Linked DNA regions of Mus musculus: region 1 is linked to region 2. A link is a contact called in ENCODE POLR2A ChIA-PET data. All regions are on one chromosome and are shown on one strand. Each heading gives the region's core, a stretch centred on a gene start or an enhancer-like site at or near the end of the contact. The rest is flanking DNA. Distances are from core to core; before and after follow the strand shown. Region 1 holds the start of Ap5z1 (adaptor-related protein complex 5, zeta 1 subunit). Region 2 holds the start of Foxk1 (forkhead box K1).

Region 1 (3,457 bases), core at 689-3,188, 62 kb before region 2:
CTTACCCTAGAGTCTTGCAATGTAGCCCAGGATGGCCTTGAACTTACTACATAGCCCAGACTCAAACTCTTGATCCCCTTTCCTTATCTTCCCAAGGTGTTTGCCTGGCTCCCCCCACCCCCAGGGCCTTACATAATAAGGAAGTACTCTCAACTTCAAAGGCAGCACTCACACGTGTTGAAAGCCGCTTCCCTGAGCCTTGGGAGAAGAGCAATGCAAAGCTTCCACACTGAAGAGCAAAGACTCCCGGCTGTAAGACTGTAAGAAAGCCTGAGATGTCGCTGGCCTAACACAAACACTCTAGGACTGAGCCGGGCTTCAGTGTGGAAATGTGTTTCCTTGCTTCTATTCCAAGCTTAAAAGGAAGGAAAAGAGGTGGAAGGGGTGCCTGCCTACATGCATGCTGGGTTCCTTCCCAGCACCACAAAATAAAGGGCCATGATGAAGGAATTGCCCAGCGTGGTGGTGGCGCACGCCTTTAATCCCAGCACTTGGGAGGCAGAGGCAGGTGGATCTCTGTGAGTCTGAGGCCAGCTTGGTCTACAGAGTGAGTTTCAGGGGCCACACAGTAAAACTCTGTCTCAGCCATCTCTAAATAAATAAATAAATGGATCAGTTGTCTGTGGGCGCTGAGGAAGAGAGCCCCCAACTTCCTAAATCATGGCTGACAGTCCCACTATGGTGTCCTGACAGGGCTGATGGTTTGCAAACTGCCCCCATTTTGAGCCTGTCTGTCAGGTACTTGAACTTGGTTCTGCACTGTCTCTGCAGGTACCACATGTCCCAGGCCGAGGAAGGTCTCCAGTAGCTTTCCTACCACCCTCGCCTGCTTTGTTTCCTGCATCCTCCACCCAGAGTCTTATTGAGGCACCTAGAGAACAGGCTGGGTGAGCAAAAGGAGATACAAATGGCCCAGGGTTGTACCCAACTGGGGCAGTGATAAACCACAGATGCTATGAGACAGGATAGCGTTATTTTTGTGTTGGCATGAAAAGGTTACTGCTTAAAAATGAAAAGTACCCACCCAGTACTGAAGGCAAAGGAGGGCTGTGGGCCCATGGGGAGACTGTGTGGCTGGGTCACCAACCATTTTCCTAATAGATCTTAAGAAAACTGTCTTTGTTTTTTAATTTATTACATTTATTTATGTACATGTTGGGGTGCTCGAGTGGAGATCCAAAGACAACTTGCTGGAGTTGATTTTCTTCTTCCTCCCCGAGCCCCGGGGGTCGAATCGAGAGAGTCAGGCTTGGTGGCAAGGTCATTTACCTATTAAGTCCCTCTGTCTTCGGAGTACTGTCTTGTTCGTAGACTCCAGACTTTTAACTCTTTCAGGCTCTGGGAGATCCCAGAGATCTTAACCATTCTAAACTTTCCCCACGAGTGGCCCAGCTCAGAGTCCAGATTTGTCCCTTTGCATTTTCAGTTTACCAAATGCATCAGGTCTGGGCTTCGGGTAGTCGTTTCCTTCGCTGAATCACGTACCACCAAGTCTTGGGCTGGCTATTTGGGAAAGAACCTAGACTCTCAGTGCAGGGTCAGCACTAGCATGGACCCAGACACGATGAGGAGGATCCCTTAGCTGAGTTGTGCGCCTCACATTCCACGCAGGTCGCCCTGAGCCCCGGACCCGGCGCCACACGGAGACCCGAACCGTGCAGCGGGACCACCGCCTCCCCGCTCCTCCCCGGCTTCGTCTCACGCCCCGTGGCCCCAGCCCCAGATCGGCAGACCTGGCCTGGTGCAGCAGACTTTCCGCGCCCGCCGAGAACATGCCGACACGGCTCCAAGCCCACCAGTGCCCGAAACGTTGCCGCGGACTTCCGGGATCGTGTCACATGACGTGTCATGTGACCGGACTGTGTCTGCCCTCTTTCGCCCCACCTCTTACCCCCGCCACCACCCTCCCGCGTCCTGGCTGGATCACGTGGGAGAATCTGGAGCGCTAGCTGACGGCTTCCGGTGCCACACCACGTGGGAGGGCCATCCCTCCCACTCCCCCGCGCAAAAGACAGACCAGCTTCCGGTCCTGCGGCAGGTGGGCGGGGCGGGGCGGAGGCCTTGGCCAAAATATTGCAGTACAGAAGCCAGTTCCCGCCTAGCTCCTGGGCTTCTCTCCACGTCAGTCAGCAGCCAGGGAGTCATGGAACCGTGGTCCTTGGAACCCAGAACTCCTGGCTCCGAAACAGTTTCCTTTGATCCCGGAACTGCCAGTGGTAGACTCTAGACCTGGAGAGACTAGGCAGGCACATAGTTTAGCAGTAGGGTGACTAGATTTACCCCAGTGAGAGGCTGGGGGCGCGACTTGGTGGCAGAGAAAGAACATCCTTAGCAAAAGCTGTATGGCAGACACGTTTTATAAATTCTGTCAGGCTCTTTGCTGCAGAAATACCCAATGTCTTGCTAGTCTTGGGTTTTAAGATGAGGCCCTGGCACTATTCACCTATTTGGGTTGGGAGATGGGTGCCTATTGCACACACAGAAAAAGGAAACTGGTAGTAGACTGAGGAGCTGTCACAGTGGGAAAGACACTTGGACCCGTGTCTTTCTGGCTCTTGCCAATCAATACCTAGTGCTCATGGCCTAGTAATAAGCAAGGCTTCAGGGAGAAACGGGCAGAAGTAGAAACGGCTCAGCTGGTAAAAGTGAACATGAGTACCTGAGTTCCATCCCTGGGTGGCCATATAAAAATAAAACCCACACTTGCAGTCCCAGCACTGAGGAAGTGGAGATCGGAGTATCCCTAAGGGTTGCTGGCCGGCCCTAGCTTACTTGGCAAGTCCCAGGCCAACGAGAGATTCTGTCTCAGAGAAGAGGTAGGGCAAGAAAGAAGACTCAGAACCTGAAAGTGATTGACACACAGGCCTGACAGGCTGAGTTTGGGTCCTCAGAAGCTACATAAAACCTGAGCCCAGTAGTGTAAGGATTTGTAATCCCAGCACACCTACAGGAGATGGAGGAGGCAGGAGACTCTCCTGAGGCTGGAGGATAAGCCGCCCTGGCTTATGAGATGGTAAAGAGAATCTGTCTCAGACAAGGTGTAAGTAGCCATGAGGGTGGGCACCTGAAGGCTGTCCTCTGATCTGCTCACGTCTCCTGTGGCCAGTGTACATATGCCTATGCCTCTGCATGTGAACACACACCCCACTTGAGGAACAGCAGCTGAGGTTGTCCTCTGCCTCCACACAAATACACACACAGGTGCAGTCACACCCAAAAACATGTACACAGAAAAAAGGGACAAGTGGGTTGTTTCTCACCTGGCTGAGTGTCAGGATGAATGCCAGGGGCTCTGAGGCAGCCGCCATGGGGTGGTGGCTTGAGTGAGAATGGCTCCCATGGGCTCATATACTTGAATGTTTTGACCCCAGTTGGTGGAACTGTTTGGGAAGGGTTAGGGGGTGTGGCCTGCAGTCAAGTGCCCAAAGCATCCCCCATTAGCTCAACTCTGTCCTGC
Region 2 (3,462 bases), core at 907-3,406:
GGCTCTCTCCTAGTACCTTGGATCTTAAGGTTCTGGACCCTCAAGGGTGACACGGCCCTGGGAATAATGGGAGCTTGGAAGAGGGTAAGGTAGGCATGGTACTGAAATGCCATAGGGCGCTGTCCTGGGAGCTGGCCAAGCTAAGGACAGACCTGTTTCCTACCATGTTCTGGAGGTAAACTGAGGCACAGCACTTCCTGTCCTGCCTCTTTAAAGCCTCTGCCTCCAGACATGCCTTTAAAGTATGGATTGCCCGCCCCCCGCCCTCAAGGCAGCTCACCATATACCTCTGCACCATATACCCCTGCACCGTATACCTCCCAGGTAACACCCTCCCAGGTGGGAGAGGCACAGCTCATCTGTCAGTCCGTCCTCACAGTGAACACTGGGTCCTGGCCTGTGTCGTCAGAGACAGGAGCATACCTAGCATTGTTCAGACTAGCAAAGGTCAGATGTGACCCTGGGGGTTCTGTATAAATGGAATCAGGGTTGAAGGCGATGGGCTGGGGAGGAGTGGTGTTAGTTCAGGCTGGGTGGTATCTCATGATGCTGGCCAGGGTTTAGGTCAGGGCGTGACCACGGAGAAGGGGAGTGTTTCAGGGCTGGAGGGTCTGGAGTTGACCCAAAGTAAAGATGGAGATCAGGGTGAGCTGATGGTTTCAAACCATTCGAAGTCAGAGATGACCTCTGAAGACTTAGGCTGTGTGAGATAAGGGTTAGGGGTGGCCCTAGGACCTTCAGGTTAAGGGAAGTCAGGGGTAACGGCTTCTGGCTGGTAGGATGGGGGTCAAGAGTGACCCCAGGTATTGAGGCCAGGTGGGATTAGGGATAAGCTGGGTTCAGAAAGGGTTGGAGATCATGGGTAGCCAACTCCAACATGGGAGGAGTGGAAGACAGATGGGGTTGGGGAGTGTGCAAGTGTGTGTGTGTAAGTGTGTGTGTGTGTGTGTGTGTGTGTGAGAGAGAGAGAGAGACAGACAGACAGACAGACAGACAGAGTCAGAGTCAGAGTCAGAGAGAGAGAAAGGGGTTAGAATGGACCCAAGTGTTCAGGCCTGTCCAGGGTCAGGGTGACAGGATTTCAGGCTGAATGGGAGTCGGGCCCATCCAGGGATCAGTGCCCAATGAGTTAACTGGGGAGTCAGGGTTAGTTGGGTCGTGATTAAGATCAGGACAACCACGGGGTCAGAGCCAGGTGATGGGTGAGATCACCAGTAACTTAAGGATCAGGCTCAGCTGGGCCGGGTGGGATGGAGATCTGTGTAACCAGGGGTCAGAGCTAGGTGGGATCAAGACTGGGAGATGGCTAGGGAATCAGAGCCGGATAGAGTCGAGATTAGAGGGGCTAGGGCCTGGCAGGGTCGAGATGGAGGAGGGAGTGACCAAGGGCTGGGACCCGGTGGGAACGGTAAGAAATTTGAGGCTCGACCCAGGTGCCAGACCAGGCGGAGGCGAGTTCAGGGGGTGACCGGGGGGCGGGGGGTTCAGGTTGAGCAGGGTCGAGATCACAGAGTGACAAGGAGCCAAGCTGGGCGGGGTAGAGGTCAGGGGTGGCCAGGGGGTTCAGGCCAGGTCCGGAGAGGGGTGACCCGAGGGTGGCGCAGTACTCACTGTTGGGGTAGCTGCAGGGCGGGCGCTCCGCGCCTCTGGAAGGCCCCGTCCACGAAGACGCCGTTCTTGCCGAGACAGCGAAGATAGAAGTGAGGCTCCTGGAAGCTGAGCTGCAGGTGGCGCCGGGAAATGAAGCTCGACAGGCCCATGCTTAGGTCCACCGAGCCCTGCGACGAGTTGCGGCCGATGGTGACGCTGGGCTGTCGCATCAGGAACTCGAACTCCCGACCCTCCAGGCGAGCCAGGGCAGGCCCGGGGCTCTGGCGCACGGAGGCAGCGGCCGCGGCCACCAGGGCGGGCGCGGTGGTGGTGGCAGTGGCGACGGTGGAGGGCACCGGCCCGGGGCCGGGCTCGGCGGGCAGCGCGGGCGGCCCGGGTGGAGGTTGCGCCGGCGGCGGCGGGGACGTAGTGGCCGGGAAGGCGGCGGCCGCAGCCGCGGCGCATAGCACGGGGCTGCAGGGAGCCGAGCGCAGCGCCAGCAGGGCGCGGGCGCCGCTGTCCTCGCCGACTTCGGCCATGTTCGCGCAGCTCCGAGCGGCTCCGGTGGCGGCCGAGGCGGCGCGGGGCGGGGCGGGGCGGCGCGCGCGGAAACCCGGGCTGGATCGTGGCCTGGAGCGGAGCCGGGACACCGCAGGACCCTCGCGCTGCGCGCGCAGCTTCCACTCGAGGTGGGCGGGTGCAGAGAGACACAGAGCCCCCTCCTCCAGTCCCGAAGGGTGCTTGGATTCATCACGTTTTTAGGGGTGTCCTATTGAGGCTGGAGTTTAAAGTCCAGGGATGCTTGAAATGGTCTCTGCTCCTTACTGATCGTTTCTGCACAGCTACTCTTTCTGTGCTTTGCTTTTTTTTTTTTTTTGGTTTGGTATAATGTTGCAAATTACATTTTATTCATTCATTTATTTACTTGTGGTTCTTTACCACGTGTGTGTGTGCGCGCGCGCGCGCACGTGTGTTTGTGTGGTCAGAGAGGACAGCTCTCAGCAGTCTATTCTCTCCTACCCTGTGGGGTTCTGAGGATGGCATTGAGGTCGACAAGCTTGGTGACAAGCACCTTTATTTACTGAACCATCTCGATTGTTCTTGTTTTGTTGTTTGAGATCCTGTCTCATACCAAGGCTAGCCTGGTTTTGAATACCTAGATCAGGCTGGCCTCAAATTCATGATCTTCCTGTTCCAGCTTCCTGAGTGTAGCTATTAAGGTGTGTGCCTAGCCCTTTAAAATCAATTTAAAAATTCATTTTTTAAAGACAGGGTCTATGTATGTAGACCAGATTGGCTTCTAGCTGACGACCAACCCGGCTCAGGCTCCGCAATTCTTGCTGGAGTCACAGCTGTGCACCACCACAGCTGGTTCCCCTTGCTCCTTTTAAGGCGAACAGTTCTGCCTGTTTCTAGGGACTGTGGACACCCGAAGATTGACGGTAGTTGAAAACACTTAAATGGTGAACTTGGCACCATGTGAATCCCTTGAGAATTTAAGGTCCTGCACTGGGATGCTAATTCCCCCAAGTCTTCCCCCAGGACCTGCAGCGCGCGAGTGCATGCACACACATACACACTCGATTTCTCACATTTAATAATGACTGAAGGAGCTGACACAGTTGGTAAATTGCCTGATGGCACTCATCCCCCAAGACAGGAAAGTTCATTCCCCGGGACCGACTTCAAAACCCATTGAGAGCTTCGATCTTCCCAGCGCTTTGGGTAAAAGGTTGACAGATAGATCCCTGAAGCTCATTGGCCAGCCTGCCTAGCCAATCAGTGAGCTCCACGTTCATAGTGGAAACACTGTTTCAAAACAAAAACAAAAACACGAATAAAACAGGGCTAAAGGAGCACACAGTTATTCAC

Evidence for each region. ChIA-PET counts read pairs that join two places held with the same protein, here RNA polymerase II (POLR2A).
Region 1: POLR2A ChIA-PET joins it to region 2 with 41 read pairs in Patski. The contact joins the promoter of Ap5z1 here to the promoter of Foxk1 in region 2. POLR2A ChIA-PET finds 5 or more read pairs at or near these places in 3 of 5 experiments (Patski and embryonic stem cell).

Annotation. Positions count from the first base shown.
Region 1 is chr5:142,462,412-142,465,868 of GRCm38, reverse strand. Ap5z1 (adaptor-related protein complex 5, zeta 1 subunit) reads right to left here and starts at 1,938. Exons shown (of 17, transcript NM_172725.2): 1 at 1,734-1,938. The coding sequence starts at 1,774.
Region 2 is chr5:142,400,191-142,403,652 of GRCm38, reverse strand. It overlaps Foxk1 (forkhead box K1), which reads right to left and starts at 2,156. Exons shown (of 9, transcript NM_199068.2): 1 at 1,612-2,156. The coding sequence starts at 2,129.